Regions from separate parts of the Homo sapiens genome. Here region 2 is linked to region 1. A link is a loop called in an ENCODE intact Hi-C map of the cell type or tissue named here. Cell type or tissue: A673. All regions are shown on one strand. Links, peaks and the distances in the headings refer to the core of each region. The heading gives the core; the rest is flanking DNA.

Region 1 (8,148 bases), core at 1,940-6,939:
ATTTTGGAGGGAGTTTAGGTAGGACAGAGTGGGAATAGGAGAATGCACTATTTTAATAGCCCACTTCTTTGCTAAGGCAGATTTGGGAGGCTGAGGGTTGCTTTAAGGACTGAAAGATCATGGCCTCTCACAAGATCTTACTTATAGACCCATTGGCAGTGTAATTCCCCAAAAACCTTAGTAGGTATATTAGTCCATTTTCATGCAGTTGATAAAGACATGCCCAAGACTGGAAAGAAAAAGAGGTTTAATTGGACTTACAGTTCTACATGGCTGAGAAGGCCTCAGAATCATGGTGGGAGGCAAAAGGCATTTCTTTACATGGCGGCAGCAAGAGAAAATGAGGAAGTAAAAGCAGAAACCCCCTCATAAACCCATCAGATCTTGTGAGACTTACTCACTATCACAAGAATAGCATGGAAAGACCGGCCCCCATGATTCAATTACCTTCCCCTGGGTCCCTCTCACAACATGTGGGAATTCTGGGAGATACAATTCAAGCTTAGATTTGGGTGGGGACACAGCCAAACCATATCAGTAGGCTTCTGTTCATTTCCTGTTCCTTTATATGCCAGTAACTACATCAAAGTTTTACGGGGTTTTTTGGACATGTTTTCTAAGCCTGCCTTTTTCCTGACTTCTTGGCTTCCTGTCTCCTTCTTTCTCATTCTAATAACGGCTACTTTGAGGCCATCTGAAACAACAGGTTTAGGTTGGAAGGCAACATCCTTAATTTGACCTTTGCAAAGAATTTTCTTCCTTTCTTGAAGGAGGCTTTAGGAAAGGTTTTGAGCCATAGTCTTATCTCATGCTATTTCTTATAATACATTACTAAAAGTGACAAGGATATGAATGGCTGCTCTTGCTGCTTTTAGCAAGGTATTATAAGAAAAAGATGAGCTAAGGCAAAAATATGCCAATTTGCAAGCAGAGAAGTAAGGGGATAGAGAATCCAGAAATTTGAGCCTTACAGGCTGGAAAAGCCAACTGCTTCTGTATCCTAAACAACACAAGAGCTACTGCCTCACTACTAAGCCCTAAATTTTGCTAAGCCAAATGCCCCTATATTTTAGATTTCTGTGATTGTAGCACTCCAGTTCCAGGATATCCAGTCAGGTTAGCAGTATGCCTCTGCTCTACTTAGTCATTCAGGGACCCAGATGATTCCTTTTTTTTTTTGTTTTTCTTTTTTGTGTTTTGTTTTTGTTGTTTGTTTTTGTTTTTTTTTTGCTCCCCCATCCCTTACAGGCTGCATTTGTATAGTCAAAATTGTTCATGTTTCAAACATCAGGAAAGAGGAAGAGAAAAGTCCATGGCAAGCAATTTCCCTTTAAGCAAAAAAAGCGAAGGTCACAAACATGACTCCAACTCACATTGATTAGAACTTTAGATATGGCCACACCTAGTCAAAATGGGAGGCAGGGAACTGTGGTCTCTGGCTGGTGGCCATTTGCCCAAGAAGGAGGGTAGTTTAGATTTTAGGAGATACCACACCCGCAAATTCCTGCCCCCCAAATATAAAGATCTTAGAATATTTTAACTATGGCTAGCCTCTCTCAAATTTTTTTGCTTTTGTAAATTGCTTTTTAATTTTTATGGGTTCATAAAAGTTGTACATATATTTTTTTGCTCCAAATTTTACTTCATCTTTTTTTGAGGACACCCAAGTAGATAATTTTTTTATTTTTATACAATGTTTGTTTAGATTTACCTACATGTTTGCCAATTTATGTGTACCTTTTTTGTATTATATTCATTTTCTATTGTTGTATAACAAATTACCACAAGCTTAGCAGCTTAAAAAACACCCATTCATTAGCTTACAGTCGGTAGATCAGAAATTTGGTACAGCACAGAGGGGTATGCTCAGAATATTACAAATCTGAACTCAAGCTGTCAGCTGGACTGAGTTCTTATCAGGGAAGTTCTGGGGAAGAATCTGCTTCCAAGCTCATTCTTTTTGTTGGCAGAATTGTGTTCCTTGGGATATATGACTAAGGTTCCCCTTTCCCTGTTAGCTATCATCCAGAGGCCATTCTCAGCTCTTAGAGGCCACTCTCAGGTTCTTTCCACATGGCCTTCACAGGCAGTTCAAAGCAACGGACATATGCATTCCCGACTATCCAGAGAGTGTCTCTCTGACTCTTCTTCTGCAACCAGCTGAAGAAAGATATGTAGATGCTTGCCAACTTATGAGGAGGTTATGTGCCAATAAACCCATCATAAGTTGAAAATATCGTAAGTTGAAAATGCAAGAAGATGGAAAATGATGGCTACTAAGGAAATCAAATGCCAGTTCTCCTCAGAAAAAAAAGCTCAAACATACAAGTGAATGGACAAGCTCTGTATGGAAAACTGAGGGAACAGAACCAGGATCTGTTGGAGTGCCCACAGTAAGAAGTTGGGATGCAGAAAAGAAAAGCAGTGAGTCTGGAAGAGATTGACCCCAAAGAACTTGGAGCCCTACAGAAAGGGTGGATTGGACTGCTGCTCTGCTCCTTTTACTTTGTTGACAATCTGCCAAACTGCCAAACTGTTGGGGAGGTCCTCTGCCTTCATGACCCAGGACAACATTATCAGTGGCAATTTGAGATTTTCCCAAGGACAGAGAGTGGCCAGCTTGCATAGGTGTGTCTGCACTCCTCTCAGAGCTGAACTGAGATGGTGGGTGCCACTCTGCTTGTGTACTCTTGGTGGGCCTCTGCCCTTCCTGGAGATTCTCTGCCTTTGCGTCATCGCACCACTAGATCCCCCAAAATGTTGCAGGAAGTCAGGGACCCCAAACAGAGGGACCGGCTGAAGCCATGACAGAAGAACGTGGATTGTGAAGATTTTATGTACATTTATTAGTTCCCCAAATTAATACTTTTGTAATTTCTTATGCCTGTCTTTACTGCAATCTCTAAACATAAGTTGTGAAGATTTCATGGACACTTATCACTTCCCCAATCAATACCCTTGTGATTTCCTATGCCTGTCTTTACTTTAATCTCTTAATCCTGTCAGCCGAGGAGGATGTATGTCGCCTCAGGACTGTGTGATAATTGCATTAACTGCACAAATTGTACAGCATGTGTGTTTGTGCATTATGAAATCTGAGCACCTTGAAAAAAGAACAGGATAACAGCAATTGTTCAGGGAATAAGAGAGATAACCTTAAAATCTGACCACCGGTGAGCTGGGCAGAACAGAGCCATATTTCTCTTCTTTCAAAAGCAAATGGGAGAAATATTGCTGAATTCTTTTTCTCGGCATGGAACGTCCCTGAGAAAGAGAATGCGCACCTAGGGGTAGGTCTCTGAACTGGCCCCCCCAGGGTGTACCTGTGTCTTATGGTCGAGATTGCAGAGGTGAGATAGACTCCAGTCTCCCATAGTGCTCCCAGGCTTATTAGGAAGAGGAAATTCTTGCCTAATAAATTTTGGTCAGACAGGTTGATCTCAAAACCCTGTCTCCTGATAAGATGTTATCAATGACAATGGTACCTGAAACTTCATTAGCAATTTTAATTTTGCCTCCGTCCTGTGGTCCTGTGATCTCGTCCTGCCTCCACTTGCCTTGTGATATTCTATTACCCTATTAAGTACTTGATGTCTGTCACCCACACCTATTCACACACTCCCTCCCCTTTTGAAAATTCCTAAAAAAAACTTGCTGGTTTTTGTGGCTTGTGGGGCATCACGGATCCTACCAATGTGTGAAGTCTTCCCTGGATGCCCAGCTTTAAAATTTCTCTCTTTTGTACTCTGTCCCTTTATTTCACAAGCCTGCCAACGCTTAGGAAAATAGAAAAGAACCTACATGATTTTCGGGGCAGTTCCCCCAAAACCAAAAACATACTCAAGTCACTCTGACTTCTGCAAGCACAAGGGACCAATGGGTTCCCAGGAAGTTGCAGAACCCTGTGAGATCTAACCCTCAGGATGGGCCACCCATAAAAGACGGTGGAGCACAGCTCCCTTGGGACAAAGGAAATGCAAGTGCAGCACCAATCATTGAAGTGGGCAGCACCTATGCCTGGGAACAGATGTGGGGAAGGGGTTATTTACTGCGTTTCCTTGCATATTGTTGCAGATACAGCAGTTGTTCTTCTCACTAAAGACCAGCATGCATGCACGTGGAGAAAGTGTTTTCATGCTTTTCATGCCAGCTCTACCCCTGCTGAAAGTGAGCCCTGGTAGCTTAGGCTTCCACAAATGGTAGGGCCCAACTCACCCTCCCTACATAGAATGGCAGCATCCTGGTAATAGAGGCAAGACAAGTCAAAGAGTTGCCTGCTCTGGAGTGGGAAAAGAGGCGCTGCCACAAGCCCATTTTGATGGTAGCCCTCAGAGGGTGCATCTGTAGCATGCAGCAACACTGTGGCCAGGATCCAAAGAACAAAATCTTTATGTACCGAAGGTTGTGAGCCCTGCAACAGGAGCATAATAAGGAAGCAGATTAGGTTCCTGCTGGCTCAGGATGAGGAACTGTGCACCCTCACCCCTTATCCTAAGACCTCAATGCACCCCAACATGATATCTTTCCACCCGTCAGCCCCAATCAGGGTGGGTGCTTCCACTCAACATTAGCCTAACCCAGGGTAAGCTATCTCTTACTCTTCAGTGCCATCTACTGGATTACAGGCTGAACTGCACCACTAAACAAAAAACCTGCTATCAGAGGCGCTTAATGCTAGTCCATAATCTTCCTGAGACCTCCACACTGTCAGCCTTTTAGGCAACAGTACGTTGGCTCATATGTCCAGTACACCACTACAACAAGCAGCATCTGAGAAAGCCATCACACAGATACTACCCAGAACCAAAGAGCCCCTACAGAGCCTTGGCCCCCTAAAAGCAATAAGGAATGAATCTGAATGATCATATACAACATAAACTACAGTCATATGCTCAAGGGAAAAAAGGATTAAAAAATGTAAAAAAAAAAAAAAGTTAAGGTTCCATCCAAACAACAGCAAATTCAAAAATAAGAAGTAACAGTAACCTTGAATGAGGAGGAATCAACACAAGAACTCTGGCAGTACAAAAAGTCAAAGTGTCTTGACACCTCCAAAGGATCACACTAGCTCTAGCGATGGATGCTAACCAGATTGAAAAGTTTGAAATGACAGATAAAGAATTCAAAATATGGATTGCAAAGAAACTCAACAGGATCCAAGAGAGTTTAAATCCAATACAAACCAACCAGAAAAATGATTCAGGATATGAAAGACAAGAGAATAATATTAAGAAAAAAACAAAGAAAACTTCTGGAATTGAAAAATTCACTAATAGAATTTCAAAATACAGTTGAAAACTTTAACAATAGACTAAATCAGAGAAAGAATTTCAGAGCTTGAAGATTAATCTTTTGAATTAACCCACACTAAAATAAAGGAAAAATAATTTTTAAAAAATGAACAAAACCTCCAAGAAACATGAGATTATGTAAAGTGACCAAACCTATAATGTAATAGCATTCCTGAGAGAAAAGAAAAAGCTAGAAAACAACTTCAAAAATATATTTTAGGGAATAATTCAGGAAAATTTCCCTAATCTTGGGTAGACAGTTCAACACCCAGATTTAAGAAATTTAAAGCACACCTGCAAGATGCCATGCAAGATGACCATCCCCAAGAGATGTAGTTATCAGAGTATCCAAGGTCAATGTGAAAGAAGAAAATCTTAGAGGCAGCTAAGGAAAAGAGCCAAATTACCTATAAAGGAAATCTTGTCAGACTAACAGTAGACTTCTCAGCAGAAACCTTACAAACCAGATGAGATTGGGGGCTATCTTTAGCCTTCTTAAAGAATAAAAAAAGCCAGCCCAAAATTTCATATCCTGCCAAACTAAGCTTCATAAACATATTCTAGAGGAAATAAAGTCTTTCTCAGACAAGCAAACACTAATGGAATTCATCAGGCTGAAACTACAAGAAATGCTAAAAATAGTTCTAACCATGGAAATGAAAGAATGATATGTGCTACCATAAAAGCACACATAAGTGCAAAATGCACAGATCCCATATAGCAATTACACAATTGTGACCACAAAGCAACTAGCAAACAACACTATGACAGGAACAAAACCTCACATGTAAATATTAACCTTGAACATTAACAGCCTAAATGTTCCATTCAGAAGACACAAGTACTTAATTGGATTAAAATACAAGACCCAAACTTCTGCTATCTTCAAGAGATCCATCTCACATGTAATGACACCCACAGGCTCAAAGTAAAGGATGGAGAAAGATCTGTCATATAAATAAGTGGGGGTGGCTAGTCTTATACCAAATAAAACAGACTTCAAACCAACAACAGCAAAAAAAAAAAAAAAAAAGACAAAGAAGGGTATTATGTAACATTAAAGGGTTCAATTGAACAAGAAGATTTAACTCTGCTGAATAAATATACACCCAACATTGGAGCATCCAGGTTTAAAAAACAAATACTGCTAGACCTAAGAGAGAGCCATACATTAATAAGTGGGGGACTTCAACAACCCCATTGACAGCATTAGACAGTTCACTGAAGCAGAAAACTAACTCTGGACTTAAATTGGACTCTTGATCAAATGGACCTAACAAACATCTACAGAATACTCTATTCCAAAACCACAGCGTATACATTTTTCTCATCTGCTCATGAAACATTGTCTAAACTTGACCACATGCTCTGTCATAAAGGAAGTCTCAATAAATTCAAAAATATCCAAATCATATCAAGCATCTTCTTGAACCATAATAAAATAAAATTAGAAATCAATACCAAGAAGAACTCTCAAAACCACAAAAATACATGGAAACTAAACAGCTTGCACCTGAATAAATTTTGGGTAAACAATTAAATTAAGGCAGAAATCAAGAGATTTCCAGAAGACCCTGGAACTTATAAATGGATTCAGTAAAGTTTCAGGATACAAAATCAACGTACAAAATGTGTACACATTGTTTAGCTCTCACTTATAAGTGAAAATTTGGGCTGGGCATGGTGGCTCATGCCTGTAATCACAACACTTTAGGAGGCTGAGGCGGGCAGCTCACTTGAGGTCAGGAGTTCAAGACCAGCCTGGCCAACATGGTGAGACCCCATCTCTACTAAAAATACAAAAACTAACTGGGCATGGTGGTGCATGCTTGTAGTCCCAGCTACTCGGAAGGCTGAGGCATGAGAATTGAACCTTGGAGGCGAAGGTTGCAGTGAGCTGAGATTGCACCACTGCACTCCAGCCTGGGCAACAGAGTGAGACCCCATTTCAAAAACAAAACTAAAAAATGAGTGAAAACATGGATTTGATTTTCTGTTTCTGCATTAATTCACTTAGGATAATGGCCTTCATTTACATCCATGTTGCTGCAAAGGATATGATTTCATTCTTTTTTATGGCTGTGTGGTATTCCATGGTGTATATGTACCACATTTTAAAAATCCAGTCTACAATTAATGGACACTTAGGTTGATTCCATGACTGCTATTATAAATAATGCTGTGATAAACAGACAAGTGCAGGTGTCTTTTTGATAAAATGATGTCCTTTTCTTTGGGTAGGTGCCCCCTAGTGAGATTGCTGGGTTGAATGATAGTTCTAAGCTCTTTGAGAAATCTCCATACTATTTGCCATACAGTTGAACTACTTTACATTCCTACCAGCAGTGTATAAGTGTTCCCTTTTCACTGCATACTTGCCAAATCTGTTATTTTTTGCCTTTTTAATAGTAGCTTTTCTGACTGGTAGAAGATGGTATCTCATCATACTTTTAATTTGTGTTTCTCTGATGGTTAGTGATGTGGAGCATTTTTTCATGTTTATTGGCTGCTTTTATGTCTTCTTTTGAGAAGTGTCTGTTCATGTCCTTGGCTCACTTTTGAAGGGGTTATTAGTTTTTTCTTGTTGATTTGTTTAAGTTTCTTATAGATTCTAAGTATTACTCCTATGTCAAGTGTATAGTTTGCAAATATTTTCTCCCATTCTGTAGGTTGTCTGTTTACTCTGTTGATTCTGCTATACAGAGATGCCTTAGTTTAATTAAGTCTCATGTATCTATTTTGGTTTCTGTTGAATTTGCTTTTAAGATTTTAGTCATAATTTTTTTGTCTAGGCCAATGTCCAGAAGAGTTTTTCCTACTTTTTCTTTTAGGACATTTATAGTTTGAGGTCTTATAT
Region 2 (5,000 bases), core at 1-5,000, 380 kb before region 1:
AAGAAAAAAAAGGAAGGGGGAGCTTATTAAAATTATTACCTAGAACTTGTATTAATAGCATCATTGAAGATAAAGGCTGGCTGGGCATGGTAGGTCATGCCTGTAATCATCCTAGCACTTTAGGAGGCCAAGGCAGGCAGATCGCTTGAACCCAGGAGTTCGAGACCAGCCTGGGAAACATGGTAAAAACCCCTTCTCTAAAAACAATATAAAAAATTAGCCTAGTGAGGTGGCATGCAACTCTGCCACCTACTTGGGTCCCAGCTACTTGGGAAGCTGAGATAGGAGGATTGCTTGAGCTCAGGAGGACAAGGCTGCAGTGAGTGAGTTCTGACTGTGCCACTGCACTCCAGCCTGTGTGCAACACGAGACTCTGTCTCAAAAAAAAGGGTTACATTTTCAAAACAATGGATTATACATTATGGTTCTATCACAATCATGACCAAAAAAAATGTAGAGCTCATGCAGGGCTCACAAACTGCTCATGCGTCACATTCAGCTTTTTGCTTGACCTGTACTGTGTTTTTTTGATTGTTTCCTTCTTTAACTGAATTAGTAGCTAACGGTTAGAAATTGGGATATATCGCTGAAAACCTTGGATTTTGGTTTCTCTTTAAAAATCTGAAGAGCTGGCCTGTACTCCCATATGGTAACAATCTGCTAAAGCTAAGTGCTCTTTAAATGGTATGTGTGCTCAATTGGTCATAACTGCTCTCACTTCATTCTCTCATTTACTTACCAGTCTGGTCCCTGAAGTCTTTTGAAGAGAAGTTAATTCATCTTTGCATGTGTGCCTGTATGTATGTGTGTGTATATACACACACCTGTTATAGATATGTATATATATACACACGGCTATAATATATATGTATATATACAGAACACATGACACATACACCTCAACTCTCATTGTTTTAAAACTTTAAAATTTTAAAAACTTCTAGCAGAGTTAAACTACACTCAATAATTTTTATTTTTCCAACACCCATCCCCAACCCCACCACCAAAAAAAAGATTGCAAATAAGAACAAACATACTTTCCTATACTTACCTATGGGGTCCACCCAAATTCCCAAAATGTCCTGTGGAACATTGATCTCTGTGGAATCCAGAGTTGGGTCAGTAAAGGCAACATCCTGATGAACAACCCTGGCTAATGCTTCAGATGCCACCTTGTTACCATTGAGGACTTTGCTAAGAAGCTCTGCTGTTTCCTCCTCTGTTGAACACAACCTCAAGGTAATCTTTTCCCCTAGGGTAAAGCCACACGATAAGCCATTACATTTCAAGAGTTTCAGTGGAGAAAGAACAGAGAGAGAGAGCTAAAGAGTGAGAGAGACAGAGAGAGCGAGAGAGAGAGACAGAGAGAGAGCGAGAGACACAGAGAGCGAGACAGAGCGAAAGAGCGAGAGAGACAGAGCAAGAGAGTGAGAGAGAGACACACAGAGAGAGCGAGAGACACAGCAAAAGAGCGAGAGACAGAGAGAGCAAGACAGAGAGAGTGAGACAGAGTGAGACAGAGTGAGACAGAGTGAGAGCAAGAGAGACAGACAGGGAGAGTGAAAGAGACAGAGCAAAAGAGTGAGACAGAGCAAGCAAGAGAGAGACAGAGCGAGAGAGTGAGACAGAGAGAGTGAGACAGAGCGAGAGAGACAGAGAGCGAGAGAGAGACAGGAAGAGTGAAAGAGACAGAGGGAAAGAGTGAGACAGAGAGCAAGCAAGAGAGAGACAGAGCGAGAGAGCGAGACAGAGCAAGAGACAGAGAGCAAGAGACAAAGAGCGAGAGAGACAGCGAAAGAGCGAGAGAGAGCAAGAGAGACAGAGCGAGACAGAGAGCGAGAGATTCAGGGAGAGACTGAGAGAGACAGAGTGAAAGAGACAGAGAGACAGAGAGAGCAAAAGAGTGAGACAGAGAGCGAGCGAGAGAGAGCGAGACAGAGCGAGAGAGCGAGAGAGAGCGAGACAGAGCGAGAGAGCGAGAGAGAGCAAAAGAGTGAGACAGACAGTGAGCGAGAGACAGTGAGACAGAGCAAGAGAGCGAGACAGAGCAAGAGACACAGAGAGAGACAGAGCAAGAGAGACAGAGAGCGAGAGAGACAGCGAGAGAATGAGACAAAGATTGAGACAGAGAGAGCGAGAGAGCAAGCAAGAGAGACAGAGAGAGAGTGAGCCAGTGAGAGAGTGAATCAAAAGCTGTGCACTTAGATTGAGGGCAATATATCCATCCCAGCAGTTCCTATGCCTGGCTGACTGCCAGAATCACCTGGTGGGGCTTCATCAAGTCAGATGCTCAGTGGCTACCCAGGCACTTAACCTGAATAGTAAGAGATGGGTTTCAGGAATCAAAAGACCTCCCTAGAAAAATGCCCATGTGGGCACAATTTTGTATCCCAGTTAAGGGATACATAGGCCAGTTAACAATTCCTGAATTCCTGATCATTAATCTTTTTAAAATTTGTCTTTTGACTTTTTATATACTTAAGTCACCCTGTCCGTGTCTGAATATGTTATTGAAAAGAATGGAGGTTTTTCAACACACCGAAGTGCTTCTACCTCCTTATATGATATTGCTTTTAACTTAAAATTGTTTATGCTAAGTAACATAAAATGGTATATACCAATCTTTAAATGTAGTAAAACTTTATGCCTCTAAATGGTATACATATAAATAGCTCTCCTCTGTGGAGCCCATTGAGAACCAGAACATAAGCAAAGCTGCTTCTTCAAATGAAACGATAAGTTACCGAGGCCAGGTGCTTTACCATCGCTTTAAACATGCTTCTTAGACCCTTGATTAATCTGGTTTCAGCCCTTGACAGAAGTGAGGGAAGAGGCTGGTAAAAAATAGGCAAGTTAATAGCAACAAGAAGTGACAGCAGTGGAGGAAAAAAAATCTTAAAAACTAAGAAAACATGGCACTTTGGAACGTTTTAGATACTCCTAGCTATCTAGTAGCTATCTAGGTAGCTACTTCTACCCTTCTTATTCCAAGGACCAGCAGTGTCTATATCAGCTGGGAGCTTATTAGAAAGTCAGAACCTTAGGCTGAGCGTGGTGGCTCATGCCTGTAATCCCAGTACTTTAGGAGGCTGAGGTAAGCAGATCACTTGAGGTCAGGAATTCAAGACCACCCTGGTCAACATAGTGAAACCCCTGTCTCTAATAAAAGTATAAAAAAATTAGCTAGGCGTGGTGGCAGGTAGCTTAGCATGTCTGTAATCCCAGCTACTTGGGAGGCTGAGGCAGGAGAATCGCTTGAATTTGGGAGGCGGAGGCTGCAGTGAGCCAAGATTGTGCCACTGCACTCCAGCCTGGGCAACAGAGGGAGACTCCATCTAACAAAAAAAAAAAAAAAATCAGAACCTCAGATGCCACCCCAGACCTACTGAAATTTTTTTTTTTTTTGAGACGGAGTCTTGCTCTGTCACCCAAGCTGGAGTGCAGTGGTGCGATCTCCGCTCACTGCAAGCTCCGCCTCCCGGGTTCACGCCATTCTCCTGCCTCAGCCTCCTGAGTATCTGGGACTACAGGCGCCCGCCACCACGCCCGGCTAATTTTTTTGTATTTTTTAAGTAGAGACGGGGTTTCACCGTGTTAGCCAGGATGGACTCAATTTCCTGACCTTGTGATCCACCCGCCCTGGCCTCCCAAAGTGCTGGGATTACAGGCGTGAGCCACCGCGCCCGGCCGACCTACTGAATTTTAACCAAGATCCTGAGGCGATTACATGACCAGTAAAGTGTGGGAAGCACAATATACATCTATTACAGTGATGACTGAATCAGCAAGAAACAGTCAAATTTAGTTAAATTAACTTAATTCAAAGTAAATTAGACTGTTAAAGTTGGGGAATAATAAAGCTAATAATGGCTACTTACTGCACACCTACTCTGGGCTCAGTAAAACTTATGGGATCATTCAAAGGAAGAAATTATATCACTCCTTTGCTTGAAATTTGCCAGAGACCTCCCATCCCACTGAGAGGGAAATCTAAATCCCTTCCTATGATCTGGTCTTGCCTGCAATATCATCATCACCATCTCTCCTCTTCCTCTCTCCACATTTCTCTGCCCTTTTAACAAACAGGAAAATGGATGTGGCTATGCCTTTTGCCTCTATAATTCTAGACAAATGATGTATTAAAATAGCTGTTTGTGAAGTAGTCAAGCGTAGATTTTTAAATGTAAGATTGCTTATAAGTCAGGCATAAGTGTTATTTTTAACCTTCAGAGGTTTAAAAGATTTCTTTCCCGTATTACTAACATAGAACTAACTGCATCTTAATATGTGGTGCATGAAGGAGACTAAAAAATTTTCAGAGTTAATCTAGAAACTCATTTTTTCTTTGTAATTGTGTTTCTAGATATATAAGTATTTGTCACATGATCAGTATTTAATGTTCACTATTTTATTCTTCTACTATTAAATCCAAACAAACTAAAAAAAAAAATTGTTTCTCTGAAAGAAATCAGATTACCTGAGGTCAGGAGTTTGAGACCAGCCTGGCCAACATGGTGAAATCCCATCTCTAACTAAAAATACAAAAATTAGCCAGGTGTGGTGGCACATGCTTGTAATCCCAGCCACTCAGGAGGATGAGGCAGGAGAATGGCTTGAATCCAGGAGGTGGAGGTTGCAGTGAACCGAGATTGTGCCACTGCACTCCAGCCTGGGCAACAGAGCAACTCTGTCTCAAAAACAAACAAACAAACCAAAAAACTTAGTACTAAAAGGAATCTTTTAGTTAATCCAAGTACTTCACAGAGGTTCTGAGACTTAGAGAAATGATGAGTTAATTTGCTCAAGATCACACAGTATTTCAGAACCATGGCCACCTCTGTACTTTTAGCCAAGGTCCATGGACTTCCCCCAAGAGCGCACAGATGGGTTTAAACCTAGGATCTGAAATTGTCTGCATAATTTTGTAGATGGGCATCTTTGGGGCATTAATAACTTACATTAGATTCCCAAAGGGCCATGCAATTTTCCCAAAGCTTGAG

Evidence for each region. Peaks named below come from ENCODE experiments on the same cell type or tissue, not always from the same donor. Only the 100,000 strongest peaks of a DNase experiment are listed, where the experiment ranks them.
Region 2: it touches region 1 in a loop (2.3-fold over the local background); 2 of 110 quality-filtered maps call a loop at or near these places.

What each region holds. Positions count from the first base shown.
Region 1 is chr2:189,979,450-189,987,597 of GRCh38, reverse strand. It overlaps a transcript of AKAP19 not described here. Among named protein-coding and RNA genes, the nearest start is that of MSTN, 79 kb to the left of the region's middle. In A673, for the core only: a CTCF peak has its summit at 4,644 (motif pointing left); no DNase peak of the experiment used is centred there.
Region 2 is chr2:190,362,947-190,367,946 of GRCh38, reverse strand. It overlaps INPP1 (inositol polyphosphate-1-phosphatase), which reads right to left. Exons shown (of 7, transcript NM_001128928.2): 5 at 1,052-1,252. Among named protein-coding and RNA genes, the nearest start is that of INPP1, 22 kb to the right of the region's middle. In A673, for the core only: no CTCF peak of the experiment used is centred there; no DNase peak of the experiment used is centred there.